2 separate regions of the Homo sapiens genome follow, and region 2 is linked to region 1. Evidence: read pairs that join two places in POLR2A ChIA-PET (ENCODE). Cell type or tissue: PC-3. All regions are shown on one strand. Links, peaks and the distances in the headings refer to the core of each region. The heading gives the core; the rest is flanking DNA. Region 1 overlaps LINC02569 (long intergenic non-protein coding RNA 2569). Region 2 holds the start of LOC105375012.

Evidence for each region. ChIA-PET counts read pairs that join two places held together with the same protein. Peaks named below come from ENCODE experiments on the same cell type or tissue, not always from the same donor. Only the 100,000 strongest peaks of a DNase experiment are listed, where the experiment ranks them.
Region 2: POLR2A ChIA-PET joins it to region 1 with 15 read pairs; 9 of 35 experiments call an interaction of 5 or more read pairs at or near these places.

Annotation. Positions count from the first base shown.
Region 1 is chr6:30,519,179-30,535,430 of GRCh38, reverse strand. It overlaps LINC02569 (long intergenic non-protein coding RNA 2569), which reads right to left. Exons shown (of 2, transcript NR_149088.1): 2 at 15,851-16,252. Among named protein-coding and RNA genes, the nearest start is that of LINC02569, 11 kb to the right of the region's middle. In PC-3, for the core only: no CTCF peak of the experiment used is centred there; a DNase peak (open chromatin) is centred at 7,330; H3K27ac peaks cover 2,873 bases.
Region 2 is chr6:30,455,955-30,472,206 of GRCh38, reverse strand. LOC105375012 reads left to right here and starts at 8,604. Exons shown (of 3, transcript XM_047419620.1): 1 at 8,604-8,926; 2 at 9,691-9,801; 3 at 10,985-11,382. The coding sequence starts at 8,888. The coding sequence ends at 11,158. It also overlaps the pseudogene TMPOP1 and the pseudogene SUCLA2P1. RefSeq lists an enhancer at 5,548-6,291. In PC-3, for the core only: no CTCF peak of the experiment used is centred there; a DNase peak (open chromatin) is centred at 8,426; H3K4me3 peaks cover 1,514 bases; H3K27me3 peaks cover 7,059 bases.

The DNA of each region.
Region 1 (16,252 bases), core at 4,169-12,168:
AGAGCAAGATCTTGTCAAAAAAAAAAAAAAATTGGGAAACAAAATCTTTTAGGGCTTCTGAAGTCACCCCATGAGTAACTGAGTGTGATGAGTGTAGGACTCCTGGTCCCAGCACCTGGTCTTATTTCTGTTTCTCAAACATGTCCTTTCCACCCCAAGACTTTTATCCCTTTTTGTTCCCTGGTCTGGAATACTCTGTCCCACCTACCCGCCACCTGTAGTCTTGCCACATCCAGTCTCTGCTGACATATTCCTCAGAGGGGAATATGTGCCTGATTCCCCTCCTTTCAACCTAGGCAAGGTGAGTTTCTCCTGCATGAGTTCCTCTATGGCCAATGAGCCTCACACAATTGAGTGTCTACCATCCACCCGCCAGCAAGGCCCCAAGACAGCACGTTTTCTTCCCTGTTGATCACTCTATTCTCAGTACCTATAACAGCACTGTATTAGTTAGGGTGTTCCAGAGAGTTAGAACCAATCAGATGAAAGAACTGTTTCATGCTATCATAGGGGTTGGCAAATCCAAAATCTGCAGAGCAGGCAGGCCAGCAGCAAAGAGTTGATGTTACAGCTCAGGTCCAAAGGCGGTGTGGAGGCAGAATTCCCTCTTCCTCAGGGACCTCAGTCTTTTTGTCTTAGGCCTTTGAATGATTGGATGAGGCCCACTCACATTGTGGAGGGCAGTCTGCTTTATTCAAAATGCACCAATTTGAAACATCCAAAATACCCTCACAAAACCATCCACAATGTTTGACCAAATATCTGAATACCATGGCTTAGCCAAGTTGACAAATAAAATTAACCATCACAAGTACCTAGCACAAATGCATAATTTTATGTCTATATGTATATATATTTTCTTATACATACATATGCATGCATACACATATTTATGATTATAAAAAGTATATATATATCTATATATATAGAGAGAGAAATAAAGGAATGATCCATGTACCTTACAAATACACTAGAAACATAAATTCATAGATAGCAGCAGATCTCATTACGATGTTTAATTTTATGTGTCAACTTGTCTGGGCCATGGTGTCCAGATATTTAGTCAAACATTATTCTGGATGTTTCTGTGAAGGTGTTTTTGGATGAGATTTACATTTAAATTGGTGAACTTTAAATGTAATGAGGGTGGGCTTCATCCAATCAGTTGAAGACCTGGTTAGAACAAAAGGCTGTCCTCTCTCTTTTGTTCTGGTCAGAAGTTTCCAGCACACCACCTTTGGACTTGAACTGCAACTCTTTCCTGTGTCTCCAGCCTGCTGGGCTCTCCTATCAGACTTTGGACTCACCAAGCCTCCACAATTTTGTGAACTAATTCCTTAAAATAAGTCACACTCTCTCTTTCTCTCTCTGCAAGTATGTATGTATGTACGTATGTATGTATATTCTATTTCTCTGGAGAACCCTGACTAACTCAGAAAGCAAAAATGCCCTCTATGGCAGGGTGCAGTGGCTCATGCCCGTAATCGTAGCACTTTGGGAGGCCGAGGCGGGCAGATCACCTGAGGTCAGGAGTTCAAGACCAGCCTGGCCAACATAGTGAAACTCCGTCTCTACTGAAAAAAACACACACACACAAAAATTAGCCGGGCATGGTGGCAGGTGCCTATAATCCCAGCTACTCAGGAGGCTGAGGCAGGAGAATCGCTTGAACCTGGGGGGCGGAGGTTGCAGGGAGCCAAAAACGTGCCACTTCACTCCAGCCTGGGTGAGAGAGCGAAACTCCGTCTCAAAAAGAAAACCAAAACCAAAAATGCCGCCAATCACGTCTATGAGATAACCATTGTTTACTGTTTGTTCCGTGTTCCTGTATTCTCTCCCCCAACTTTTTCCTGTTTATATATCAGCAAAGATGGATGGAGGGGAAGATTGAAAAAAATGTTTCTTCCAGTTTATATTGTTCTGCAACTTTTATTATTTATTTATGATGTGCTCATTTTCCCATGTCAATACATATAGATCTTTACAAAATGATACTGTGATATTTCATTGTATATACACAGCCTACTTTAACTATTCTGGTACTCCCCCCACGGCCCCCCCCCCCATTATTCACTAGTAGACATAATGCCTCAAAAAAACATTCTTGGGTGGGTGCCGTGGCTCACATCTCTAATCCCAGCACTTTGGGAGGCTAAGGCGGGCAGATTGCTTGAACCCAGATATTGGAAACCAGCCTGGGCAACATGGTGAAACCCTATCTCTACAAAAAATACAAAAATTAGGCTGGGCGCGGTGGCTCACACCTGTAATCCCAGCACTTTGGGAGGCTGAGGCAGGTGGATCACGAGGTCAGGAGTTCGAGACCAGCCTGGCCAACATGGTGAAACCCTGTCTCTTCTAAAAGTATGAAAATTAGCTGGGTGTGGTGGCATGCGCCTGTAGTCCCAGCTACTCAGGAGGCTGAGGCAGGAGAACTGCTTGAATCCAGGAGGCGGAGGTTGCCATGAGCTGAGATCGTGCCATTGCACTCCAGCCTGGGTGACAGAGCGAGACTCCATCTCAAAAAAAAAAAAAAAATTAGCTGGGTGTGGTGGTGTATGCCTATAGTCCTAGCTATTCGGGAAGCTGAGCGGGGAGGATTGCTTGAGCCTGGGAAGTTGAGGCTTCAATGAGCTGTGATTATGCTACTGTACCATGCCTGGGTGACAGCGAGACCCTGTCTCAGAAAACAAAACAAAACAAAACAAAACAAAAAACAAAAAAACCCCAAAAATTCTTGTACTTACTTTTTTGCACACTAGAGGGAGTGTTTCTATAAATTCCTAGTTGCCATGAATGGAATGTTTGTAGTCCCCTCAAACTGTATGTTGAAGCTCTCTAATTCCCAATGTGATAGTCTTTGGAGGTGGGGCCTGGGCTATAATGAGGTTTGGATAAAGTCATGGGGGCATAATGGGATTGGTGCCCTTATAAAGAGATGAAGAGAGGCTATTGCTCTCCCTGCCACAGCAAGGCGGTGGGATGGGCCGGGTGTGGTGGCTCACGTCTGTAATCCCAGCATCTGGGAGGCCGAGGTGGGAGGACTGCTTCAGCCCAGGAGTTCAAGACCAGCCTGGGCAACATAATGAGACCTCGTCTCTACAAAATTACAAAAATTTAGCTGGGCCTGGTGGCATGCACCTGTAGTCCCAGCTACTCGGGCGGCTGAGGTGGGAAGATCAGTTGAGCCCAGGAGGTTGAGGCTGCAGTGAGCCAAGCTTACACCATTGCACTCCAGCCACCTGGGTGACAGAGAAAACCCTCATCTGTTAAAAAAAAAAAAAAAAAAGAAAGAAAGAAGAAAGAAGGAAGAAAGACAGAGAGAAAGAAAGAAAGAGAAAGAGAAAAAGAAAGAAAGAAAAAGAAGGAAAAGAAAGAAAATGAAGGTGGGACATCTGTGAACTGGGAACAGAAAAAGGACCTTCACCAAGCACCTTAACTGCCAGTGCCTTGATACCTGAACTTCCCAGCCCCATGAACTGTGAAAAATAAACCTCTGTTGTCTATAAGCCATCCAGGCTGTGGTGTTGTTATAGCAGCCCAAACTAACTAAGGCACTAATTTAAGTGGAAATGCTAAATCAAAGGTTATGAAAATGTTTAATATTAATAGGTACTAAATTACTTCCCCCAAAGGTGATAAGTTTACACTCTTATCAACAAGAGGTTAAAACATTGTTTTAAGCTGGGTGCAGTGGCTCATGCCTGTAATCCCAGCATTTTGGGAGGCCAAGGTTGATGGATCACTTGAGATCAGGAGTTCGAGACCAGCCTGGCCAACATGGTGGAACCTCGTCTCTACTAAAAATACAAAAATTAGCCGGGCATGGTGGCGGGCGCCTGTAATCCCAGCTACTCAGGAGGCTGAGGCAGGAGAATCGCTTGAACCCAGGAGGCAGAGGTTTCGGTGGGCTGAGATCGCGCCACTGCACTCCACCCTGGGCGACAGAGTGAGACTCTGTCTAAAAAAAAAAAAAGTTTTAATTTACTTTTACTATATGACTGGAGGGGTTGAAAATAATTTCATATTTATTGTTCAATTGAATTTATTCTTCTGTAAATTACTTATATCACTTATATGGTTTTAACAATATATCTTTTAAAATTAATTTGCAGTTGGTATATGATGGATATTACAATTCTACTGTATATGCTGATACTGTTGTAACCACCCAATTGGTTCATTTTGCCTGCTGCTCAGATAGAGCCAATTTATGAAGACAGGGGAATTGCAATAGAGAAAGAGTTTTATATACATAGAGCCAGTTAAACAGGAGACTGAAGTCTTATTATTACTTATATCAGCCTCCTCTCAAATTTGAAGGCTTTTTCAAGATAGTTTGGGTTGGGCATGGCAGCTTACACCTGTAATCCCAGCACTTTTCGAGTCTGAGGTAGGAGGATTGCTTGAGTCCTTGAGTTTGAGATCAGCCTGGACAACACAGCAAGACACCATCTCTACAAAAAATTTAAAAATTAGCCAGGTGTGGTGGTGTACACCTGTAGTCCCAGTGACTTGGGAGGCTGGGCCAGGGAGGTTGAAGCTGCTGTGAGCCATGATTGCACCACTGCACTACAGCCTGGGCGACAGAGTCTCAAGAAAAAAAGAAAAAAAAAGATAGTTTGCTGGGCAGGTGGCTAGGGAATGGGTGCTGCTGATTGATTGGGATGCAATCATAGGGATGTGGAAAATGGTCCTCGTGCACTGAGTCCACTTCTGAGTGGGGCCATAGGACCGGTCTTGGATCTGGGTGGAGTCATCTGGTTTTCCAAAATGGAAAAGCCTGAGCTGGGCAAGGTGGCTCGTGCCTGTAACCCCAGCAGTTTGGGAGGCTGAGGCAGGAGGATCGCTTGAGTCCAGGAGTTTGAGACCAGCCTGAACAACAGAGCCAGACATCATGTCTACTAAAAATACAAAAACAAAACAAACAAACAAGCAAAAAACACCCCAGAACCAAAAAACAACAAAACTGGCCAGGCATGGTGGCATGCACCTGCAGTCCCAGCTACTTGGAAGGCTGAGGTGGAAGGTTCACTTGAGCCCAGGAGATAGAGACTGCAGTGAGCTATGATCACTGCACTCCAGCCTTGGTGACAGAGCAAGACCTTGTCTCAAAGCAAACAAAACAAAAAATAACTGCAAAGACATCTCAAAAGGCCACAGTGATATCATTTTACAGGACTAATTGGGGAAGTTACAAATCTTGTGACCTCTGAAACAATGGCGGGTAATTGTTTATCTAAGCCTGCATTCAGGCCCCTCTCATCCTCCCTAACCTGGTGGCCTTTCATCATTTTTACAAAGACAGGTTAGTTTTGGGAAGGGCTATTATCATTTAAACTGTAAACGAAATTTCTCCCAAAGTTAGCTTGGCCTTTGCTCAGGAATGACTAAGTGCAATTTGGAGGTTAAAGGCAAGAAGGAGTTGGGTTAGATTGGATATCTTTCAATGTCATAATTTTCTCACTGTTACAATTTTTGCAAGGGTGGTTTCGGTGTTTTCATTTTTTTTTCCTTTGTTAAAGCTATATTGACACCTTCCTTCCATCTCCTCCTTGCATTCCCACAGCACATCCTCCAACAGAAGCCACAGACAACAGAAGAGAGCAGCTTCCCTGTGTGTCCCATACCCACCTCTCCACTTCTGCCACTGGGCATGGACTCCTTTTGATGAACAAGTTCCTCTCACCACGAGCTCACTCTCTTCACACCTAGCTTTAGACCCATGGAAAAAGTCCTGCTGAGTCAAGTCAAGAAGTTCTTCTTCTTTTTTTTTCTTTTTTTGAGACGGAGTTTCACTCTTGTTGCCCAGGGTGGAGTGCACTGGCGCAATCTCGGCTCACTGCAACCTCCGCGGCCCGAGTTCAGGTGATTCTCCTGCCTCAAGCTCCTGAGTAGCTGGGATTACAGGTGCCTGCCACCACGCCTGGCTAATTTTTTGTATTTTTAGTAGAGACGTTGTTTCACCATGTTGGCCAGGCTGGTCTCAAACTCCTGACCTCAGGTGATCCAACCGCCTCGGTCTCCGAAGTGTTTGGATTACGGGCGTGAGCCACCGCGCCGGGCCAAGTTCTTCCTGAGGACCCAAACCCTAGACACTCAAACCAGTGGTCTCTCTGTCTCTTCTGCACCCACTCCCACCATCGTGCCCTGGACCTCAACAGGGGTTATGCTGGGTGAGAGGCTGCTAGATGTTTAGAGACACTGAAATCCAGGGCATGACTGTGGCCAGGAAGAAAACAAGGGCAAGAGAAAGATGCTAGAGATAAACTTCCTTTTTCTTTATTCTTCCTAAGGATGAGTCCAGCAGCCAGGTCCTGGGTGACTTTGTCCATTTAGGCACATAAAAAATGGACCAACATGGAAATGTTCACACACTCCCTTATTAGATGAGTTAGGTTCACACAGAAAAAAACAAAAAAAGTTTCCTAAAAATTGTCACCACTATGATGATGCACTTGTTCTGTGTTTTTGTTTTCTTGTTTTATTTTGATTCTTTTCTTTTTTTTTTTAAGAGACAGGATCTCACTATGTTGCCCAGACTGGTCCCACACTTCTGGGCTGAAGTGATCCTGCCTGTTTCCCAAAGTTCTGAGATTACAGGTGTGAGCCACCAACCATGCCTGGCTTTTTTTTTTTTTTTTTTTTTTTTTTTTTTTTTTTTTGAGACGGAGTCTTGCTCTGTCGCCCAGGCTGGAGTGCAGTGGCACAATCTAGGCTCACTGCAAGCTCCGCCTCCTGGGTTCACGCCATTCTCCTGCCTTAGCCTCCTGAGTAGCTGGGACTACAGGCGTCCACCACCACGCCAGGCTAGTTTTTCATATTTTTAGTAGAGACGGGGTTTCACTGTGTTAGCCAGGATGGTCTCGATCTCCTGACCTCGTGATCCGTCCGCCTCGGCCTCCCAAAGTGCTGGGATTACAGGCGTGAGCCACCGCGCCCGGCCATCTTAATTCTTTTATGGACAGTGTGAAGTAGACATTTTAACTCCATGGTAGAGGTGAGAAAACTGAGGCTTAGTAGCAATGCTTTAATTGGAAACATTTATTCACAAATAGATAAGACTCTAAAAAGAAAAAAAAAGTGATTCATGCGATTAGTCCCCACTTCTCAGGGAAAACCCTACAAAACACCCGAGCTGCTGGCTACAAATGTCATGGGTTTATTTAATTTTCCACGTGGTTGTTTCTCCCTGGCCAGTGAACATTTCATTTAGCAGGGAGGCTGGATCTGGCCTGCCATCTGGCTTTCGTGGTGCACTTTAGACTCTGGAGTTTGACAACAGCTGTTGCACAACCATGCCAGGAGGCCACCAGTCTTGGGACAATGGTTTCTCATTAGTTTGCATAAGGTAGAACAGAAATAGTAGCTGAGGGAAAACAAAAACTTTAAATAATTTAGGGATGGGATTTTCCTGGATGAGTCACATTTTAATGAGTATATCAATGATTCATTATGTATGAATGTTATGATGTGTGCAGAAGTTATTTCTTTTTTTTTTCTTTCTTTTTTTTTTTTTTTGAGACGGGGTTTCGCTCTGTTGCCCAGGCTGTAGTGCAGTGGCGTGATCTCGGCTCACTGCAAGGTTCACACCATTCTCCTGCCTCAGCCTTCCAAGTAGCTGGGACTACAGGTGCCTGCCACCGCACCTGGCTAATTTTTTTTGTATTTTTAATAGAGACGGGGCTTCACCGTGTTAGCCAGGATGGTCTCCATCTCCTGATCTCGTGATCCGCCCGCCTCAGACTCCCAAAGTGCTGGTATTACAGGCGTGAGCCACCGCGCCTGGTCTATGCACAAGTTATTTTTATCAGCTCTAACTGTCCTTAAGACCAAGTATCAACATGAACTCAACATAGAACCAGACCATCAAATGTCTGCATTACAAATTGTTAAAGCATCATTTTCAAAAATAATTAAGCATAATTAGTCATATTGCTCTCACTTGAAAGTATATAATTAATAATGTTATAAGGGCAAAATATTCTTTTTTCTTTTTCTTTTCTTTTCTTTTTTTTTCTTTTTTGAGACACAGTCTCACTCTGTCGCCTAGGCTGGAGTGCAGTGGTGCGATCTCGGCTCACTGCAACCTCCGCCTCCCGGGTTCAAGCGATTCTTGTGCCTTAGTCTCCCGAGTAGCTGGGATTACAGGCACCCGCCACTACGCCCAGCTAATTTTTTGTATTTTTAGTAGAGACAGGGTTTCACCATGTTGGCCAGGCTGGTCTTGAACTCCTGACCTCGTGATCTGCCCGCCTCGGCCTGCCAAAGTGCTAGGATTACAGGCGTCAGCCACCGCGCCCAGCCCTATTATTTGTATTTTGAATAAAAATTGTTATTTAAATTATTTTTCTTTATCATATCTTCTAAAATTTCTAATTAAAACACTTTATAATGTGCATAATGTATTGCTACAAAGCAACATACAGTTTAAAAAGTAGGGAAGATTTTTTTTATTTTTTATTTTATTATACTTTAAGATCTGGGGTACATGTGCACAACATGCATGTTTGTTACATAGGTATACCTGTGCCATGGTGGTTTGCTGCACCCATCAACTGGTGATTTACATTAGGTAGTTCTCCTAATGCTATCCCTTCCCTAACCCCCAACCCCCCCACAGGCCTCGGTGTGTGATGTTCCCTGCCCTGTGTCTGTGTATTCTCATTGTTCAACTCCCACTTATGAGTGAGAACATGTAGTGTTTGGTTTTCTGTCCTTGTGATAGTTTGCTGAGAATGATGGTTTCCAGCTTCATCCATGTCCCTGCAAAGGACATGAACTCATCCTTTTTTATGGCTGCATAGTATTCCACGGTGTATATGTGCCACATTTTCTTAATCCAGTCTATCATTGATGGACATCTGGGTTGGTTCCAAGTCTTTGCTACTGTGACTAGTGCCGCAATAAACATACATGTGCATGTGTCCTTATCATGATTTATAATCCTTTGGGTATATACCCAGTAATGGGATGGCTGGGTCAAATGGTATTTCTAGTTCTAGATCCTTGAGGAATCGCTGCATTGTCTTCCACAATGGTTGAACTGATTTACACTCCCACCAACAGTGTAAAAGTGTTCTTATTTCTCCACATCCTCTCCAGCATCTGTTGTTTCCTGACTTTTTAATGATCACCATTCTAACTGGCGTGAGATGGCATCTCATTGTGGTTTTGATTTGCATTTCTCTGGTGACCAGTGATGATGAGCATTTTTTCATATGTCTTTTGGCTGCATAAATGTCTTCTTTTGAGAAGTGTCTGTTCATATCCTTCGCCCACTTGTTGATGGGGTTGTTTGATTTTTTTGTTGTAAATTTGTTTAAGTTCTTTGTAGCTTCTGGATATTAGCCCTTTGCCAGATGGGTAGATTGCAAAATTTTTCCCCATTCTGTAGGTTGCCTGTTCACTGTGATGATAGTTTCTTTTGCTGTGCAGAAGCTCTTTAGTTTAATTAGATCCCATTTGTCTATTTTGGCTTTTGTTGCCATTGCTTTTGGTGTTTTAGTCATGAAGCATTTATCCATGCCTATGTCCTGAATAGTATTGCCTAGGTTTTCTTCTAGGGTTTTTATGGTTTTAGGTCTTATGTTTAAGTCTTTAATACATCTTGAGTTAATTTTTGTATAAAGTGTAAGGAAGGGATCCTGTTTCAGCTTTCTACATATGGCTAGCCAGTTTTCCCAGCACCATTTATTAAACAGGAAATCCTTTCCCCATGCTTGTTTTTGTCAGGTTTGTCAAAGATCAGATGGTTGTAGATGTGTGGTGTTATTTCTGCGGCCTCTGTTCTGTTCCATTTGTCTATATATCTGTTTTGGTACCACTACCATGCTGTTTTGGTTACTGTAGTCTTGTACTATAGTTTGAAGTCAGGTAGCGTGCTGCCTCCAGCTTTGTTCTTTTTGCTTAGGATTGTCTTGGCAATGTGGGCTCTTTTTTTGTTCCATATGAACTTTAAAGTAGTTTTTTCCAATTCTGTGAAGAAAGTCATTGGTAGCTTGATGGGGATGGCATTGAATCTATAAATTACCTTGGGCAGTATGGCCATTTTCACGATATTGATTCTTCCTATCCATGAGCATAGAATGTTCTTCCGTTTGTTTGTCCTCTTTTATTTTGTTGAGCAGTGGTTTGTAGTTCTCCTTGAAGAGGTCCTTCACATCCCTTGTAAGTTGGATTCCTAGGTATTTTATTTTCTTTGTAGTAATTGTGAATGGGAGTCCATTCATGATTTGGCTCTCTGTTTGTCTGTTATTGGTATATAGGAATACTTGTGATTTTTGTGCAATGATTTTGTGTCCTGAGACTTTGCTGAAGTTGCTTATCAGCTTAAGGAGATTTTGGGCTGAGATGATGGTGTTTTCTAAATATACAGTCATGTCATCTGCAAACAGAGACAATTTGACTTCCTCTTTTCCTAATTGAATACCCTTTATTTCTTTCTCTTGCTTGATTGCCCTGGCCAGAACTTCCACCACTATGTTGACTAGGAGTGGTGAGAGAGGGCATCCTTGTCTTGTGCCAATTTTCAAAGGGAATGCTTCCAGTTTTTGCCCATTCAGTATGATATTGACTGTGGGTTTGTCATAAATAGCTCTTATTATTTTGAAATATGTCATCAATACATAGTTTATTGAGAGTTTTTAGCATGAAGGGTTGTTGAATTTTTGTCGAAGGCCTTTTCTACATCTATTGAGATAATCATGTGGTTTTTGTCGTTGGTTCTGTTTATGTGATGGATTACATTTATTGATTTGCATATGTTGAACCAGCCTTGAATCCCAGGGATGAAGCCGGCTTGATCATGGTGGATAAGCTTTTTGATGTGCTGCTGGATTTCGTTTGCCAGTATTTTATTGAGGATTTTTGCATTGATGTTCATCAGGGATATTGGCTTAAATTTTCTTTTTTTGTTGTGTCTCTGCCAGGCTTTGGTATCAGGATGATGCTGTTCTCATGAAATGAGTTAGGGAGGATTCTCTCTTTTTCTATTGATTGGAATAGTTTCCGAAGGAATGGTACCAACTCCTCTTTGTACCTCCAGTAGAATTTGGCTGTGAATCCGTCTGGTCCTGGACTTTTTTTGGTTGGTAGGCTATTAATTATTGCCTCAATTTCAGAGCCTGTTATTGGTCTATTCAGGGATTCAACTTCTTCCTGGTTTAGTCTTGGGAGGGTGTATGTGTCCAGGAATTTATTCATTTCTTCTAGATTTTCTAGTTTATTCGTGTAGAGGTGTTTATAGTATTCCTGATGGTAGTTTGTATTTCTGAGGGATTGGTGGTGATGTCCCCTTTATCATTTTTTATTGTGTCTATTTGATTCTTCTCTCTTTTCTTCTTTATTAGTCTTGCTAGCAGTCTATCAATTTTGTTGATCTTTTCAAAAAACCAGCTCCTAGATTCACTGATTTTTTGGAAGGGTTTTTTGTGTCTCTATCTCCATCAGTTCTGCTCTGATCTTAGTAATTTCTTGCCTTCTGCTAGCTTTTGAATGTGTTTGCTCTTGCTTCTCTAGTTCTTTTAATTGTGATGTTAGGGTGTTGATTTTAGATCTTTCCTGCTTTCTCTTGTGGGCATTTAGTGCTCTAAATTTCCCTCTACACACTGCTTTAAATGTGTCCCAGAGATTCTGGTATGTTGTGTCTTTGTTCTCATTGGTTTCAAACAACATCTTTATTTCTGCCTTCATTTCATTATTTACCCAGTAGTCATTCAGGAGCAGGTAGTTCAATTTCCATGTAGTTGTGCAGTTTTGAGTGAATCTTAATCCTGAGTTCTAATTTGATTGCACTGTGGTCTGACAGACAGTTTGTTGTGATTTCTGTTCTTTTATATTTGCTGAGGAGTGTTTTACTTCCAATTATGTGGTCAATTTTAGAATAAGCGTGATGTGGTGCTGAGAAGAATGTATATTCTGTTGATTTGGGGTGGAGAGTTCTGTAGATGTCTATTCGGTCCCCTTGGTCCAGAGCTGAGTTCAAGTCCTGGATATGCTTGTTAACCTTCTGTCTCATTGATCTGTCTAATATTGACAGTGGGGTATTAAAGTCTCCCATTATTACTGTGTGGGAGTCTAAATCTCTTTGTAGGTCTCCAAGGACTTGCTTTATGAATCTGGGTGCTCCTGTTTGGGGTGCATATGTATTTAGGATAGTTAGTTCTTCTTATTGAATTGATCCCTTTACCATTATGTAATGCCCTTCTTTCTCTCTTTTGATCTTTGTTGGTTTGAAATCTTTTTTTTTTTTTTTAGTCAGAAACGAGGATTGCAACCCCTGATTTTTTTTTTGCTTTCCATTTGCTCGGTAGATCTTCCTCCATCCCTTTATTTTGAGCCTATTTGTATCTTTGCACATGAAATGGGTCTCCTGAATACAGTACAACGATGGGTCTTGACTTTTTATCCAATTTGTCAGTCTGTTTTTCAGTTGGGGCATTTAGCCTATTTACATTTAAGATTAATATTGTTATGGGTGAATTTGATCCTGTCACTATGATGTTAGCTGGTTATTTTGCCCATTAATTGATGCAGTTTCTTCATAGTGTCAATGGTCTTTACACTTTGGCATGTTTTTGCAGTGGCAGTGGCTGATACCAGTTGTTCCTTTCCATGGTTAGTGCTTCCTTCAGGAGCTCTTGTAAAGCAGGCCTGGTGGTGACAAAATCTCTCAACATTTGCTTGTCTGTAAAGGATTTTATTTCTCCTTCACTTATGAAGCTTAGTTTGGCTGGATATGAAATTCTGGTTTGAAAATTCTTTTCTTAAAAATGTTGAATATTGGCCCCCACTCTCTTCTGGCTTGTAAGGTTTCTGCTGAGAGATCCGCTGTTAGTCTGATGGGCTCCCCTTTGTGGGTGACCCGACCTTTCTCTCTGGCTGCCCTTAACATTTTTTCCTTCATTTCATCCTTGGTGAATCTGACAATTGTGTGTCTTGGAGTTGCTCTTCTTAAGAAGTATCTTTGTGGTGTTCTTTGTATTTCCTAAATTTGAATGTTTTCCTGCCTTGCTAGGTTAGGGAAGTCCTCCTGGATAACATCCTGAAGAGTATTTTGTAACTTGGTTCCATTCTCCCCGTCACTTTCAGGTACACCAGTCAAATGTAGATTTGGTCTTTTCACATAGTCCCATATTTCTTGGAGGCTTTGTTCATTTCTTTTCATTCTTTTTTCTCTAATCTTGTCTTCTTGCTCTATTTCATTGAGTTGATCTTCAATCACTGATACCCTTTCTTCCACTTGATTGAATCAGCTACTGAAGCTTGTGCATGAGTCATGTAGTTCTCGTGCCATGGGTTTCAGCTCCATCAGGTCATTTAAGGTCTTCTCTATACCGTTTATTCTAGTTAGCCATTTGTCTAACCTTTTTTCAAGGTTTTCAGCTTCCTTGCGATGGGTTTGAACATCCTCCTTTAGCTCGCAGAAGTTTGTTACCAACCTTCTGAAGCCTACTTCTGTCAACTTGTCAAACTCATTCTCCATCCAGTTTTGTTCCCTTGCTGGTGAGGAGCTGTGATCCTTTGGAGGAGAAGAGGCAATCTGGTTTTTGGAATTTTCAGCTTTTCTGCTCTGGTTTCTTCCCATCTTTGTGGTTTTTTCTACCTTTGGTCTTTGATGTTGGTGACCTACAGATGGGGTTTTGGTGTGGATGTCCTTTTTGTTGGTGTTGATGCTATTCCTTTCTGTTTGTTAGTTTTCCTTCTAACAGTCAGGACCCTCAGCTGCAGGTCTGTTGGAATTTGCTGGAGGTCCACTCCAGACCCTGTTTGCCTGGATATCACTAGCGGAGGCTGCAGAACAGCAAATATTGCTGCCTGATCCTTCCTCTGGAAGCTTTGTTCCAGAGGGGCACCTGCCTGTGTGAGGTGTCTGTTGGCCCCTACTGGGAGGTGTCTCCCAGTCAGGGTACACGGGGGTCAAGGACCGACTTGAGGAGGCAGTCTGTCCATTTTCGGAGCTCAAATGCCATGCTGGGAGAACCACTGCTCTCTTCAGAACTGTCAGACAGGGGCGTTTAGGTCTGCCAAAGCTGTCTGCTGCCTTTTGTTCTGACATGCCCTGCCCACAGAGGTGGAATCTAGAGAGGCAGTAGGCCTTGCTGAGCTGCAGTGGGCTCCACCCAGTTCAAGCTTCCCGGCCTGTTTACACTGTGAGCATAAAACTGCCTACTCAAGCCTCAGGAATGGCGGACGCCCTCCCACCCCCCCAACAAGCTGCAGCATGCCAGGCCAATCTTAAGACTGCTGCACTGGCAGTAAGCAAGGATCCATGGGCATGAGCCCCACCGAGCCAGGCACGGGAGGGAATCTCCTGGTCTGTCAGTTGTGAAGACCATGGGAAAAGCCCAGTATTTGGGCAGGAGTGTACTGTTCCTCCAGGTACAGTCTGTCACGGCTTCCCTTGGCTAGGAAAGGGAAATCCCCTGACCCCTTGCACTTCCCAGGTGAGGCGATGCCCTGCCCTGCTTTGGCTCGCCCTCCATGGGCTGCACCCACTGTCCAACTAGTCCCAATGAGATGAACCAGGTACCTCAGCTGGAAATGCAGAAATCACCCATCTTCTGTGTTGGTCTTGCTGAGAGCTGCAGACCGGAGCTGTTCCTATTCCAGCAAGATGCTTTTAAAACCTTAGAGATGATGGATCCCAGACACCAAGCTTCTGGCTGTGGCTTGGCCTTTCTAAGTATTCAACAAGTCTGTCTTTTCCAAGTGTCTTTAAAGACCAGAAATACCTGTTTTTAACACACAGGGTTGCAAAATTCAGAGGAGATTGGCGAGCATCCCTCTTGTCTGCCCCACATGTGTTTCTTTGCCAGAGGCCACCGTGGCGAGCAGGGGCCTGTGACTGCCCCAACCAAAATTTTGGAAAGTCATTCTGGCGCTACCAGATGCCCCGAGGTTCCCAGGTTGGAGTCTTTCTCTCCCACTGGGTTTCTCCTGCAACTCTTCCCAGCCCACTGGCCCCACTGCCAGAGCACACAGGAGTCCGGACACACACCGCGGGACAGCCTGACTCGCTACTGCTCTCTGCACGTGCTATATGAGAGGGTTCTTTTGAGAACAGAAAATGCAGTGACTGAGCAGGAAAGGGTGAAGGAGGAAAACCAGAGGTCGCATGCAGCCAACCAGGCATTACAAAAATGCCTTCTGGAAAAGTGCACTTGGAGTTGGTTTCCAGAGAAAATGAAAAGTCCCTCCAGAGAAATGTAAAGGCCAGAGAAACGAAGACTCAGAGAATGAAAAGGCCAACCCTGCTCATCCAGTAGCCCAGGGCTAGCCCAGACAGACCCATTCTCTTGTTGGGCTTATGACTCTGGGTGAGTCTTGGTTTCTTTCTCACCCCAAAGCCAATGTTAAACCTACAAATGAAAAAGAACACTTAAAAGGATGATCTGGGCCAGGTTCAGTGGCTCACGCCTGTTATCCCAGCACTTTGGGAGGCTGAAGCGGGTGGATCTCTGGAGGTCAGGAGTTTGAGACCAGCCTGGCCAACCTGACAAAACTCTGTCTCTACTAAAAATACAAAAGTTAGCCAGGAGTGGTGGCGGGTACCTGTAATCCCAGCTACTTGGGAGGCTGAGGCTGGAGAATCACTTGAACCCAGCAGGCAGAGGTTGTAGTGAGCTGAGATCTGCCACTGCACTCCAGCCTGGGCAACAAGGGTGAAACTCTGTCTCGAAAAAAAAAAAAAAAGGATGATCAGCAACTTGGCAAATCGTAGCCATGTTTGTTAAGTGGAGGAAAAGTATTAAACATATTATGAAAACAGAAATGGTAGTCATGTCAAACAAACAAACATTACATATGTAGGGAAAAAGATTGGCAACAAATACACAAAAAATAAAGTTCTGTTTTGATATTCTGAATTTGAGTGGTTCCCCACACCCTCTACAATTTCCAAGTTTTATGAAACATGTTGTCTCCTTTAATTAAGGCAGCAGTAACCTCTACGCACGTGATCCCCACTGCACTCTAAAACTTCCAATTAGGCCGGGCGTGGTGGCTCATTCCTGTAATCCCAGCACTGTGGGAGGCCTAGGTGGAGAGGATCACTTGAGTCCAGGAGTTGGAGACCAGCCTGGGCAACATGCTGAAACCGTCTCTACAATAAATACAAAAATTAGTGGGGCATGGTGGCACACACCTGTAGTTCCAGCTACTTGGGAGACTGAGACGAGAGGATTGCTTGACTCTGGGAGATCCAGGTTGTAGTGAACCAAGATCATGCTGTGTCCGGAATTGTTGGGTT
Region 2 (16,252 bases), core at 3,830-11,829, 63 kb after region 1:
TCCTTCATCACTTTTACTGGATACAAAATTCTGGGTTGATAATTATTTTGTTTAAGTGTCTAAAGATTGGACCCCAATCCCTTCTAGCTTGTAGGGTTTCTGCTGATAAATCTGCTGTTAATCCGATAGGTTTTCCTTTACAGGTTACTTGATGCCTTTGCCTCACAACTCTTAAGATTCTTTCCTTCATCTTGACCCTAGATAACCTGATGACTATGTGTCTAGGTGATGATCTTTTTGAGATGAATTTCCCAGGTGTTCTTTGAGCTTCTTGTATTTGAATGTCCAAATCTGTAGCAAGGCCAGGGAAGTTTTCCTCAATTATTCCCTCAAATAAAATTTTCAAACTTGCAGATTTCTCTTCTTCCTCAGGAACATCAATTATTCTTAAGTTTGGTCATTTAACATGATCCCAAACTTCTTGGAGGCTTTGTTCATTTGATTCTTTTTTCTTTGTTTTTGTCAGAGTTAATTTGAAAGCCTTGTCTTAGAGCTCTGAAGTTCTTTCTTCTAGTTGTTTGATTCTATTGTTGAAACCTGCCATAGTATTTTGCACTTCTCTAAGGGTGTCCTTCAGGCCGGGCGCGGTGGCTCACGCCTGTAATCCCAGCACTTTGGGAGGCCGAGGCGGGCGGATCACGAGGTCAGGAGATCGAGACCATCCCGGCTAAAACGGTGAAACCCCGTCTCTACTAAAAATACAAAAAATTAGCCGGGCGTAGTGGCGGGCGCCTGTAGTCCCAGCTACTTGGGAGGCTGAGTCAGGAGAATGGCGTGAACCCGGGAGGCCGAGCTTGCAGTGAGCCGAGATAGCACCACTGCACTCCAGCCTGGGCAATAGAGCGAGACTCCATCTCAAAAAACAAACAAACAAACAAACATAAAAAAGCCCAGAGTATTAACACTTGCTTATGATGCAATTTGAGAGCAAACACTTTTTGTACTTTTAAATGAAATTGTGCTGGGAAATACAAGGCAAAAAAACTGGGAAAATTTGTTTTTGTTAACAGAAGATGATGCAATAAGGAATCCAGATGAAACATAAGACCAGTGTTTACAATTTCTCATAAAAAGTGTAATTTTCAGCTGTAGCCTCATAGCTAGCTAACAGCTTTTAAAAACATGTACAGCCAGCCAACAGTTCTCTAAAGCATGTTTATGCTGCACTAAAAGATCCCTGCTAAACATCAACTGTACTTAAATGGGTTTTACTGAAGTAGGACTTTCATGATACTTTTAAAAGCCAGTCGTTTAAAAAGTGAATATGATAGGGCTACAATAATAACATTACTATTTTTTTCCCTTGGTTAATATGCCTCTATTTGAAACAAACCTACAGGTGCTTCTTAATACCATGGAATCATGAATTCTTGCAGTTATCAGCGTTTCCTAATGATTAAAACAATGTTCACATAATTACAAAGTTACTTCATCAAAATACTTAGAAGTATTTTGATTTTCTGAGGAGTGTTTGAAAGCTCTGTTTATAAATAGTGATTGTTACATTTATTATGTATTTGGTGCTGAAGATAAACACTTTTTACATAAAACAGTGTTTTAATATACTGGTCTACTAATGAGGCTAGTTATTAGATATACTGTATGTTAACACTGAAGAATAAAGCTTTATCTTCATATTTATTTTATTTGTAGGTCTCTTATCAATGAAGAACTTTGTATCCAACAATAATAAACTGTCATATTGCAAGTTGCATTTTGTAGAAGCAAAAAAGACTGGCTGTGACGAAATAAAGAAGATATTTGCATTATACATGCTTCTTACAAACAGTCCATTCTGAATGGTAGAATTAAATGCAAACCAAATGCTTTTAAATGTTTGTGTGCCTAGATGGCAACTACAATCTCCACACACTTAAAAGAACAATAACACAGAACACAGTATCCTTAATGATTGTAGCACATTTAACACCTTCAGCCATCACTGGGTTTTCAGATCATATTGGCAATTGAAATTTCACATCCACATGCGCTTGCTTTGCTTCACTATTTCAGAGAGCTTTACAAGCACTCTAGCAGCTTCCACCAAATCATCACAAGCAAGTATTTTAAGTCCACTGTCTGCTTTTAGTGCCTTAACATCATCAACTTGTGTACCTTGTAACTGTACCACAACAGGTATTTTAATTTCCAAACTTTTTACTGCCATGACTATACCCTTTGCTGTAATATCACAGTGCATGATTCCTCCACAAATGTTGACCAGAATAGCCAGTACCTTTTTATCTGAAGTGATAGGCTTAAATGCTTCTGTTACTTGATGGACTGTAGCACCACCACCAACAAGGAAATTAGCTGGAGTCTCTCCATGAAGTTTTATTATATCCATTGTGGCCATAGCCAAACCAGCACCATTTACTAGGCAGCCTATACTTCCATCGAGGCCAGTGTAGTTGAGATCTGCCTTAGCAGCATCTTTGTTCCTTTCATCTTCCTGGGTCCAGTCCTGTAGATCAAACATTTTCTTTTGGCGATAGGCTGAATTAGAGTCAAAATTGATCTTTGCATCCTTACACAATGCAGCTCCATCTGAATCTTCCACCATTGAATTTATTTCTATCATGGTTGCATCGTATTTCAGAAAAAGGCTGTAAAGCTTGATCATGTTTTCTGCTGCTGAAGCCACAATATTAGATGGAAATCCCATCTTCTGTGCAAGCTGGAGAGCTTATTCCTCTTTGATACCTTCTACAATATCAATAGGTACTTTAATTATTGCTTCAGGAGTCTCAGCAGCAACATCTTCAATGTTGGCCCCACTATGTAAACTTCCTATTAATACAAGACCTTGAAATGACCTTTCCATTGTTATTGCAAAGTAGCACTCTCTCTTGGGATATTTTCACTCACAGACCAATACCTGATTGCATATTCTGCCCTTTTCTCCCATTTGCTTGGTAAACAACTGTTTCCTAATCATTTGTGAAGGAACAGCTTTTGCTTCTTCTGGAGAGAAAACCATCTTCACTCCTCCTTTGAGGCCACTTTCAAATGTTCCTTTTCCTCTACCACCAGCTAAAACCTGTGCCTTCATCACAACATCTTTTGAACCTAATTTTTTGGCAATTGCATAAGCTTCATCTGGTCACTTTGCCACATATCCTTTGGGAACAGAGACACCAGTTTCTTGCAATAATTCCATACTCATGTATTCATGTAGTGAGAGATTCCTTTGCTGTTGCTGCTGTACTTGGAGTCCATGGTTATTAAACAATCCAGAACTTCCCAGAACCTGAGCAGCAGCCCGCAGTGTGGTCCGAAGGGTGGCGGCCACCAACAGCGGGCGGAAGAACATGGAGGCCACCATTTCTGAGTCTAACATTACTATTAATAAAAGTTACAGAAGAGATTATTGCTGTAGTTTTCCTCATAAACACCATCAAATTTCGTTGCAGTTACAAAAAGTACAACCATGTTACTTTTTCTCTTACCAAATTTCATTGTCTTCCATGTCTGTAAAGTTTTTATTCAGTAGAAGATAATTCTTCCACTCTTTTCTGTAAGAATTCAAAGTATTTAAATGTGTAACTTCATACTATATTACCATGTTTTTCCCTTCTTGTTTCATATATATACGTATATATATGTATATATATGTATATATACGTATATATACGTATATATGTATATATGTATATATATGTATATATGTATATATGTGTATATATGTATATGTGTATATATGTATATATGTATATATGTGTATATATGTATATATGTGTATATATGTATATGTGTGTATATATGTATATATATGTGTGTATATATGTATATATATGTGTATATATGTATATATATGTGTGTGTGTGTGTGTATATATATATGTATATATATATATATATATATATATCTCATTTTTCAAAAAGGAAACCAGGTGTCCACATTTTAAAGAAACCCTGCATGGGTTTGGACAATGAGAAGAAAAAATTTTAAAAAGCCTACAAAAAAGTTTCAGAGCTATAAAAGATTTTCATATGGCATGAAGTGATCTCCTGCTAGTCCAGAGTTCAAAAACACTCTAATGAAGTTCATTTATATATATTTTGTTTGCTTTTCATGGAATACTACATTTATTGAGGTGAAATCACCTGTTTTTTTTTTTTTAGCTATTTAAGTCAACAAGGGTACACAAGTGTTTTTCAATACAGTTATTAAAAATAGGAGGCCAACTTGAATGTGCCAGATGGATTCCATTCAGTTGGGTTTCTAGAGTCATCAGGAAGAACGTTAGAGAAAAGATTTCCTTGTTTGGTTTCTATAGCTTGATAGACCAAAAAACAAACAAACAAAACCTACTACAACAACAAACAGCAAAATTTTTGTCCATACAGAAATGGCTCATTCTTTTTTTGTCTTTTCTGACTTGACATCTGCCAAGGGAACACACTTAGGAACATATTTAGATGAAAAAGATTCTGCCATCCTGAACTCAGTGAGTTCTAATGGCCTGCCTGTAGCCCCTTTGACTGGTCTGCAGCAATTCCTGTTGGTGTAGATGCTTCATAGGGCAACATTTCCTTAAGAATATCCCTTTCTACTCTTCTTTATTCTGTTCCCCCCCAACCCCAGTGGTCTCTTTGGAGTTTGGGGTATGTTTGAAAATTTACTGAGTTGCAGAATAGGAGCTGCATGCTTGAAATTTCCAGTCATCCTACTGACAACGAAGGTTTTGTGTCCTGAAGCCATTAGAGTTTCAGCTGTGGGAGCACTCTCTGAAATTACTGCACTGTCTATTGGAAAATGTTCTGGTTTCCACCCTCTTCCTTGGCCTTCTCCTCCGGTCTCTGGTAGACTCCCTACTCCAGGCCTGCAGAGCTCCGCCTTCTGAAGCTCCACTTGTGCGTTCAGCCTCAGTTATTCCAGCGTGAGAATAGCTCTGACTATCTCAAGTCTTCTTTTCTTCAGTGTTACTGGAGTCTTTGCTCTGCCCTTTAGTGGTTCTGTCTTCTCAAGCTTGATCTTTACTCTAGTCTTCTTCATTGTCACAGTATCTATTAGAACCTTTATTTCAATTCTGCCTTCCATTTTCTGCTGAAGATTAAATTGTTAATCCGCCGAGATGGGCAGATCCCTTGAGCTCAGGAGTTGGAGACCAGCCTGGACAACACGGGGAAAGCCCGTCCCTACCAAAAATACAAAAAAAAAAAAAAAAAAAAAAAAAAAAAAAAAAAAAAAAAATGTAGCCAGGCGAGGTGGCGCATGCCTGTGGTTCTAGCCACTCAGGAGTCTGAGGCACGAGAATCTCTTGAACCCGGGAGGCGGAGGCCGCAGTGAGCCGAGAGCCGAGATCGCGCCACTGCACGCCAGCCTGGGCGACAGATCGTCCTCGTTCCTTCGGTTTCAAGGTTTTTTTCTCACATCGCTTCCTGGTTGTTCTCCAGTAGGACTAGGTTTCTCTTTATACCTCGCAAGCGGGTCCACGAGATCTTCATTAGTGAGCGCGGTTACCTCGAGATCAGCTTTATCTTTTGGTCTGAGTTGAACTGTTTTCTTCGTGGCTTTCCTGCTGTGGGTGGCTTGGCTCTGGAGCCAGCTGGGGGAGGCGGGGCCCTCGCTGTCGGCGCCGCGGCGGGGTAGAGGTAGCGGCGGGGTAGAGGTAGGGCCGAGTGCTGCAGGCGAGGCTGCGCGTCCTGGTCTCTGCGCTGCTCCGGGCCGGGAGCCTCACTTTAATGGCGACCAACTCACTCATCAACTTGTCTTTCGTCAGGACCCAGGAGTCTTCCAGGAACGCTGGCATATCCAGGAGCTGCGAGTCCCGCTCCCGGCAGCCTTCGCAGCCTCCGGTCCCGCCCGAGCTCGCCCGGGCCTCGCGGCTCCCGCCCCGGAGGAGCGCCGCGGAGCAGGGCAAAAACTTGCGGACAGAAAGCCAGGCCAGACCCGACACAAAAGCCCCGGGGCTGAACGATGCAGACACCCGCGGCCAAGCCGGAAGCCCGCACCAACCCCAGCCCCCACACTACAGGCCACTTATTTTATTTTATTCTTTTTAAAATGTGGGTTTCTGGTCTATGCAATTCACCTCGGTGTGACTCAGGAAGGACACTGGAAGTCCACTGATCTGGCCAGGACAGAACCACGTGTGTGTTTAGGAAAAGTGGCCTTCTGTTCTCCATCCCTAGGGGCTCACGGGATACCCTTAGAACAGACTGGCCACAGGAATTCCCAGTTAAGGCAGAAGGTTGACATGAGATCAGTGTTTCAGGATTAAGTTCTCACGAAGGGCAGAAAACTGGGAAGCCCATACTTTTCCACGTTAATCAATTGGTTCCATAAACATCATTCCATTTATGTTTTTGTGTTTTTTATTAATAATTCCTTTGAGCTTCACTGGGAGAGATGAGTATGACTGTGGAGTTCAGTTCTGTAAAGCATGGGGTGGCTAAGAAAGGGAAGTAACTGGCCCCAGAATCCCACAGTCACCCAGTGACCTTCAGCCCAAGAATCTGATGGCCACTGCTGCACTCCAAGGGAAAGGAGGCCATCCGGAGAGAAGAGAATTACAAGAATAAGAGTGCAGAGAGTGTCCCACAGTCCTGAGATTCGTACAGAAGCACAGGAGGAAGCAAGTGTCCAAGTATCCAGAGTCCTGTGAAGTAGGGATTTCAGTCCTCAAAGCTACCCTCTCCCATCTGCCAAGTCTTCTGTGGACGTGCGTGGCTGTGTTTCCCTTCCCATTCCCTTTGGGCAGTGTGCTATAGGTTTCCATGTGAGGGCCAGTACTCCTTGCCTCTCATCTCCCTCTCCATTTTGCCGCAAATGCAAGGGACCCCATACTCGCCCTTGCCCCACCTCTTGCCTCTCCTGGGGACATTCTTCCTGCTCAGTAGTGGGCCTTGTGAGGACCTGCAGGACAGCCTGAGTGGGAGCTACCCCAAGGGCCCAAGGAGTTCCAGGAACCCCATCTGCACTCACTCACCTCCCCATCAAGCGCCCCTGCATTCTTCCTGCACTGCACTCCAGGTGTTGACAGCTCCTGGGCAGGGTAGCAGGTTCCAGGGAGCCCAGGCTGAATGGAGCTTGGGAGCTGAGGTCCTCTGCTGGGGATTCACTGTTCCAAGAGGACAGGATTCTGCCTTTATGGGGGAAGGGCTGGATAGGAACCAGGAGACCAGTTATAGGCCTGTTGCTATCAATCCTGGGACCAGTTAATTGATCTGTGTTCAGTACAGGATAGCAAAAATGGACTTGACCTTTTCTCTGTGTAACTTTTTTCAGAAACCATCACGTCCAGCCTTCCTTCCCTGGGCACAGAGGAGACCTGCCTCAGGCGAAGTTCTTCTGTGGAATTAAAAAGTCTCTTGGGCTCAGCTCTCCCCAGGGGCCTTCAGAACTCACCAAGGATAGAGCTGCAGACCTCTGGTGGTCAAATAGGGACTAAAACCGATTACACCTACAAGTCAATTGCAAATCAGTCTTTCTTTCTGTTGCACCTGTGCCCCTCACTTAGTCACCTGTCTTAGATGGAAGCTTCGGGCCCCTCCTGGGCCCCAACCCTGCGGTCCCCAGGTTCGCGGTTTTTCACGTCTAATCTCAATTGGCCCCTTCCCCACACACCGTGTTTGACCACCCAGTTCACAGAACGCCCCGGGCTTCCTAGTGGGCCAGGTCCTCCTTAGAGAGGCAAGAAGGTGGAGAGGGAGCGTGGACGCCGAGCGCCCGCTGGGCAAACCCGAATCTGGGGCCTGACCTAGCCGGTAGCCGGTGACGGGGCCGGTGGTGGCTTGGAGACTCCTCTCTGGTCCTCTGCTCTTGGCCCCAGCCCCGCGCTCACAGCCACCTCCTGAAGCCGCCAGTGCTGCGTCCTCTTGGCCACGTAGGGGAAGAGCGGACTGGACGGAAGCAGCGGACTCTGGGCGCTGTCAAGGTCACTGTTGTGAAAAGCCGGGAGACCAGATGTGGACACAGGGAGGCCTGGACCCGAGGCGCGGCTGGCCAGAGGCCTCGTGTCTGCCCCTCTTCACAGCTTCCAGGGAAGCTCCCCGCGTATCCTCAAAGCAGAGAGCGGTTTCCAAACGGACCCCCACAGCGCCCGATTGGGCCATCCCGCCCCAGGCTGGAGGGTGGGTGCTCATGGGGTCGCCAGTCACCAAGGGCCCCATCTGAGCGCACCCGGTCCCTCCTCCAGGCTCGCCTGGGCCTCGAGGGCGGCGAACAGCTCGGCTTTGAAGAAGGCTCCGGCCGGCGCTGCCCAAGTCGGGCAGCCTTCCTGGCCCACCCGGGAGTTGAGTTTCAAGGCTTCCCGGAGAGGCCAGCCCAGATTCGCAGCGGAGAGTTTCTCAGGCCACAAACCTCGGAGAGAAGCAGCCGTGGTTCCCTGTGCCCTGGGCCACCGCTGGGCGGGGCAGGAAGCCTCCCTGGCGTTTCCTCGCGGGCGCGACTACGAGCCGCGGAAACCAGTGGCCGCTCCACACTATTTAAGCTGAGGTTCCTCTGCCATGGCTGCGGTTTGCGGTTTCAGCTTAGTGTACCACTTAGTACTAATATTATTACTTAGTGAACTTAGTGCACTTAGTGCTCTAAGTTTACCAAGTTTACCATTTATTGTACTTAGTGTACTTAGTGCTCTAAGTTTACCAAGTTTACCACTTAGTGTACCTAGTCTACTTAATCAACACTTAGTGTATTTAGTGTTTCAGCTTAGTGTAGAGAGGCTTCTTTCTTCCTTTTCTGGAGGAGTCAGTGGTTAGAGACGATTTCCGTGGTTAGAGCGTACTTGGTCTTTAGAAGACGACTTTGGTGTCCATTGCCAACCCCATCAGAGATCGCAGGCCTTTTCCCCTCAGTCCCAGCTCATCAGCAAAGGTCTGGGTGGCTGTCTCCAGAGGAGACTGAACGAGGTTGTCAAAGCGGCTGGATCAAAAGTGTTGCCATGTCGGATGGAGTGGTGTCCACGATGAACCTGAGCATGGTACCAGCATCTGGGGGTGTGGAATTGGGAGGGAAAGCTGGGGCCCCACAGTGTGAGGAAGGAGGAGCATGGTCAAACCAGACTGGGCAGAGTCCTCGGTATTTAGGAATCTCTAAATACTAAATACTAAATCTCTAAATACTAAATACTGAGCTGGGATGGAATCTCTGTGCTGGAGGCTAGTGGTGCAAACATTTTTTCCGCATGAGGTTCAGAAAGGTTAGGCGGCGGTTTCTCATCTGCAGGCACAGGTGACTGACTGCCTTCAGCATGGGCCCATCTGTCCATCTCTCCTCCTGACCCTGGTCTCATTACAGGAGAGGGAACTGGGTGCTAGAGGGTGGGGAATCCAGGATGTCAGAGGTGTCACACCTGGATAAAGCGTTTTGAAAACACAAGTCCCAGGGCTGATTATTGATTTTACCACATGCAGCCTGTTTTTATTTATGAAGTTTCTTTTCTTTTCCCTTAACTTCCAATGATACACTATAATGTACATCAATGTCCTTAAAATGTATGTAGTCCTCTTCATCTAGTAACTATACTGATCCTCAAGTATCCATTCTCTAGTCAAGCGTTATACCTGTTTCTCCTACCCCACGGCAGTGCTGGGTCTGGTGTACCCCTCCCGCAGTATCGCCTCCCCCTAAATAAGCACGTTTCCCTATAATTTCTTACTTTTTCTCTATGCCTTCCCATCATGTTTGCACTCACTGTGAAGTAAGGAAACGCTTCCTAATTCTGTTATTCCTTCCTACTCTTAGGAGATTTCTCCCTCTGCGCTGAGGATCTCACTGTGCACCTCCAGCCCTGGGTCCTGGTGGGCTCTGGTGGCCACTGGAGTCTTTGGAACTGCCTCCCTCTGGCTCTGCTGGGTGAGTGCTCTTCTGTCTTCTGTTTCTCCACTGATAAAAACAAATCCGAGAACATGTTCACAATAACACTTCCAGAAAGGATGGTGTGGAAGGGGATAAGGAGTAGGGGAAGGAACTCCACTCCCTTGGATGAATTTAGAGACAATTTGCTACATTAATCTCTGGCCAGGAGCCAAGACAGAGTCTAGAGTAAGCCAGGCTGCTCAGGTCAAATATCTGAAGGCCTCCTCTTCTCCCTCCTCACATTTCAGTAGACTCAGTGCCAAGGGCTTGTCCTGGGGACAGGTGGCCTCAGCCACAGTAAATCCCTGAGATCCTGGACCACTGCGTGGAACCCTGTTCTCTGCATGAGGCAGGCTCCAGGTGCTACCTGCTTCCCTTTCATTTCCCCTGTTACAAAACATGGTCTCCCCTCTACTCTCTCTCAATCCTTCCTAGCCACCAGCTTCCTGGCAAGCAACCACATGGAAGCCTTTTACTTCATATTTTGTTCTTTATCTTTATGTCTCTTGATAATATACATTTATGCCACTTCAAATGTTTCCATTTTAGATATTATGTATTGACTTTTCAATATCCCTTCTGTCCATAGTACCTTCCCCAGCACACACATTTTCATCCTCCTCGTGTAGGCAGGTGGAGATTTTGAGTGCATTGAGAGCCAGAGTTAAAATTACTGACTTACGTGACTGCTACTCAGACCTGAGCCACATGGTAAACTCTCTTAGTTTTTCTTTCCACATATGCTGAAGTTTTCAAGATTTGATCATTGCCTAGTATTTTCATTTTCTTACTTTCCATGAACCTTAAATGAATTCACCAACTGTTCCTTAGTTGAGTAAATGTCTTCTCAATACCTTTAAACTTATGTTGGCTGTTGTCAAGGTCATCTTCTTGGAGATGGCTTCCCCTCTGCTGTCCACCCACCCAGGTGACCCTCTTCCTTTCTGGTCCTGTTGCCCTTTCACCTTTTCATGGGTTGATGCCTGATTTCATACATCCCATATCTTGGTATTTTTTTTGTTCTTGTTGTTGGTTGATGTTGTTGTTGTTGTTATTTTTTGTATATTCCTTCCTCCTCTGTTTGGTATGTTCCCTCCTTCAGTTTTGTTATCCTTCAACTTTGCTATCAGGAGAAAATTTTTCATGACTTGCAATATCTGAATTTCACCCTATTTTACAGGGTTGGATTCGGGCATCGATGTCACACCCAGCAGGAACAACTGGGGCCACTGGAGGATTCCCAAGGACACAGGTTGTCCTTTTCATGCAGGAAGAATCTGAATCGTTTCCATCCAGTTTCCCCGGCATGCAGCAGAATACAACACAAGGGGCTGCGGTCTTCTCTGACTCTTAAGGCCCTTGGAAGATCCTGTTCTGCCAAAATCAGGGTGATTTGGGCAAGCATCCTTAGGGCTCTGGACCTTAGTTTCTTTCCCTGGTTGATTGATTGACCATATAGGTGTCCTAACTCACATAGTTGAAAATCAGATGTGGTGAAAGTGCATTGAGACCAGAAACAATGTTATTGTCCTGAAATGCATGCCCAGAGAGCACTGAATAAATTTTTAAAACACCTGACCACAGCTGGCATTTCTGTTCTTTTCTAAACTATGGGACTGATCAAAAGAGAGAGGTTAGGTGGGGTGAGTGTGGGTCCTGGCCAGGAGAATGAAGGAGGGAGGGAGGGAAAGGCTGTGAGAAGAAGTGGAAAGCAGGGTACAAAGGATGCAGGATGGTGTCACTTCAGGGAAGGGCCTGGGATTCCTAGTAAGTATGGAGGAGAGGTGGCACCTGAGATTACCTTTGGAAGCCCAGATGTAGCTGATCCTACAACTTGCTTCTCCTCCTGCCTGGACGTCTACACCAATGTGACTAGACACACAGTAGAAAAGAACTGGCACCTGATTCTCAGACTGGTACCATCTTCTACCCTCGAGTGTTTGTTTCATTCCTTTCCTCCCTGTTTCCCCACCCCAACCACCAAACTCATTGCTCCATTCTTCCAATATAACTCTATATCAGGGCACCACTGAGTTCAACGCAATGTGTCACAATCGCTGTGTTCTCCCTCTCCCAAGTGCATGATTCTCCACACTGCAGGGCTGCTGCTGGAGGATGGGGCTGGGGCGGCATTGGCAATTCGGGACAACATCCTACCCTTCTCAGTGTTTCTTTCAGTTATATGAAGTTAAAAACCAGGTTTTGTGAATGCTCACATAACTTTTGTTTCTAGTGAAGGTGATTTTGTCTTTTTTTAAATGTAGATAGTTGTTAGATTGGTATCTTTGTTGCAGGGGGACGGTTAGTGAAGTCTTCTATCTAGCCATCTTGCTCCACCCCTCTCCCTAAAAAATTTTTAAATTTCTTTCCTAATGTCTTCATTGACCCACCAGGCATTCAGGAGCATATTGTTTAATTTCTATGTGTTTGTATAGTTTCCAAAATTCCTCTTGTTATTAATTTCCAGTTCTATTCCATTGTTGTCAGAGAAGATGTTTGATATTATTTCAATTTTTTGAATGTTCTAAGACTTGTTTTGTGACCAAATATTTGGCCTGTCTTTGAGAATGATCCATGTCCTGAGAAGAAATATGTGTATTCTGCAGCTCTTGGATGAAATATGCTGTAAATATCTATTAGATCCATTTAATGTATAGTGCAGATCAAGTCCAATGTTTCTTTGGTGCTTTTCTGTCTAAACGATCTGTCCTATGCTGAAACGGGGGCTGCTGAAGTCTCTGGCTATGATTGTACTGAGATCTATCTTTCTCTTTAGCTCTAATAATAATTGCTTTATACAGCTGGGTGCTCCAGTGTTGGGGTATGTATATTTATAGTTGTTATAGCATCTTACTGAATTGACCCCTTTATCATTATATAGTGACCCTCTTTGTCTCTTCTTATAGTTTTTATCTTAAAATCTATTTTGTCTGATATAGGTATAGCTACTCCTGCACTTTTTTGATTTCCATTGGCATGACCAATCTTTTTCCATCCCTTTATTTTCAGTCTATGTGTGTGTTTATAGGTGAGTGTGTTTCTTGTAGGCAACAGATCATTGGGTCCTTTTTTTTTTTTTTTTTTATTCATTCCACCACTCCATTTCTTTTGATTGGAGAGTTTAGACCATTTACATTCAGTGTTATTATTGATAAAGAAGGACATTTTCTTATTTGTTTTCTCGTTGTTTTGCTTGTTTTCTCTTCCTTCTTTCCTTCCTTTATGTCTTCCTTTTAGTGAAGGTGATTCTCTGGTGATATGATTTAATTTCCTGTTGTTTATTTTTTGTATATCTGTTGCATTTTTTATGATTTGAGATCACCAGGCTGCTTGCAGATATCTTATAACCATTATTTTAATCTGATAAAAACTTAACACTGCTTGTATAAACAAAAACCGAAAGATATGTAATAAGAATTCACACTTTAACTCCATCCTCTTTCTTTTTAACTTTTTGTTGTTTCTATTTATATCTTCTTATACCATCTATGTCTTTTTTTAGATGAGGATCTCACTCTGTCACCCAGCCTGGAGTGCAGTGTCACAATCTCAGCTCACTGCAACCTCTGCCTCCGAAGCACAAGCAATCCTTTCACCTCAGCCTCCTAAGTAGGTGGTACCACAGACACGTGCCACCATAACCAGCTAATTTTTTCCATTTTTTAAAAGAGACTGGGTTTTGCCATGTTGCCCAGGCTAGTCTGAAACTCCTGAGTTCAAATGATCTGTTCACTTCAGCCTCTCAATGTCCTGGGATTACAGGCATGAGCCACTGCAGCTGGCCTTGTACCGTCTATGTGTTGAAAAGTCTTGTAGTTATTATTTTTTATTGGTTCACCTTTTATGCTTTCTACTTAAGACACGAGTAGTTTACACACCACAAATACAGCATTATAATATTCTGTGTTTTTCTGTGGCACTTGGTTCTTGACTGAAGAAATTACAAAGTGCCAATCTGGGTCTAAATGTAATCCATTTTCTGAAGTTAAGTGTCCCAAATATTTCTTCTGAGTTTTCACTAGCTGCAATTTTTCGTCAGAGACTTCATGGTCTTTAGCAGTCAGTTGCTTTAACAGTTGTACACCATTTTTTTCATAGGCTATCTGTGAAGCAGAGCAAAGAAGGCGGCCATCTATATATTGTAGTAAGGTGGAACCTTAAGGAGAAACTATCTCCTCCAAGTGTTCCTTTAATATTTGAAAAACACAGGAAGGGTTTTCAGTAAAAGCAAGAGGCATTACTGTCCAGGTGAATTGTTGGCCTTCCAAGGTAAAGGCAAAAAGATACTGGCTGGCCTGATCCACTGGATTACTGAAGAATGCACTTCATAGATCAATGACAGTGAAAAACCTCCTATCAATAGGTTGTGAGTTTAATGAGATATAGGGATTTGGAACCACTGATGTCTTGGAATCACTATATAGTTTATTGCTCAGAATTCCTGAGCAAACCTTTAATCCCAGTTGTTTGGTTTTTAATAGGTATAATTAGGGTGTTAGAAGGATGAGTACATGGAATAATGAGGCCTTGCTTTTTATGTCCTTCTGTAATAGGTTTAATGACTTATAACACCATCTGGTTTAAGTGGATATTGTTTGATATTAGGCAGGGGTTTTGATGGATCAAGCTGGATTTTTATAGGAGGTATATTATAAAGTTTGCCAATATCAACAGTTTTGCCTATACAGAGACAGGTATTAGATTCAGCAGTGAAAGGGTGTGATGTAGTTTGTATATTTGTCCCCACCCCAATTTCATGTTGAATTGTAATCCCCAGTGTTGGAGGTGGGTCTTGGTGGGAGGTGATTGGATCATGGGGGCACATTTCTCAGGAATGGTTTAGCACCGTCCCCTTGGTGCTGTCTTTGAAATAGTGAGAGCTGGTTGTTTAAAAGTGTGTGGCGTCCTTCCCCTCCCACTCTCTCTCTCGTTCCTGCTTTCGCTATGTGACGTGCCTGCTCCCCTATTGCCTTCTGCCATGATGGTAAGCTTCCTGCGACCTCATCAGAAGCTGATCAGATGCCCAGCACCGTGCTTCCCATAAAGCCTGCAGAACTGTGAGCCAATTAAACTCATTTTTCTTTATAAATTACCCAGTCTCATGTATTCTTTATAGCAATGCAAGAACAGCCTAACACAAGATAGCATTATTTTTGTTTTGTCAGTGGGAATGACATAACAAGTGGGGACATTTGGAGAGTCAGGGATTCCTGAGGTCAGGAATTCAAGACCAGCCTGGCCAACATGGTGAAACCTCGTCTCTACTAAAAATACAAAAAATTAGCTGGGCATGGTGGTGGGCACCTGTAATCCCAGCTACTCGGGAGGCTGAGGCAGGATAATTGCTTGAACCCAGGAGGTGGAGGTTTCAGTGAGTCGAGACTGCACCACTGCACTCCAGCCTGGTGACAGAGTGAGACTTCATCTCAAAAAGAAAAAATTTTAAAAAAAGTTTTTAAGCAGTTTTCTTAGTAGGGTCCTCAAGGGGACAGGCAGGTGATTTATCAAATGGACAAGATCAGAAGTGCACATAGTTTCCCTAAATTGCTGGCTCTTTTACCAAGTTCAGCATGTTTTGAAGAAAAGCTATTCACAAACTTGGAATTAAAGTCTACTCAAGTAGATTTAACATCCATAGGTAATGCAGAAATTTCTTTCTTTTTTCTTTTCTTTTCTTTTCTTTTTTTTTTTTTTTAAGATGGATTCTCACTCTGTCGGCAGGCTGTAGTGCAGTGGCTGGATCTGGGCTCACTGCAAGCTCCGCCTCCCGGATTCACACCATTCTTCTGCCTCAGCCTCCCAGAGTAGCTGGGACTACAGGCACCTGCCACCATGCCCAGCTAATTTTTTTGTGTTTTTAGTAGAGACGAGGTTTCACCGTGCAAGCCAGGATGGTCTTAATCTCCTGACCTCGTGATCTGCCCGCCTCGACTTCCCAAAGTGCTGGGATTACCGGCGTGAGCCACCGCGCCCAGCCTACTTTAGTTTTAAGAAAGACAAGTTTGGGGAACTCAAAAGACCCCAAGGATGGCCATTGAAGATCCAAATTAACTTTGCTATACTCTATCCATTGATTTTAAAAAGTACACAAGAGACGACCTTAATTTTTTTCTTTTCTTATTTATTTTTATTTTTTTTTGACATGAAGTTTCCCTCTTTTCTCCCACGCTGGAGTGCAATGGCATGATCTCGGCTCACTGCAACCTCTGCCTCCCGAGTTCAAGCTGTACTCCTGCCGCAGCCTCCCGAGTAGCTGGGATTACAGGTATGCGCAACCACATCTGGCTGAATTTGTATTTTTATTAGACACGGGGTTTCTCCATGTTGGTCAGGTTGGCCTCCAACTCCCAAATTCAGGCGATCCGCTTGCCTGGGCCTCCCAAAATGCTGGGATTACAGGCGTGAGGCACCACGACCGGCCTTAATTTTTTAAAATAGAGATGAACTC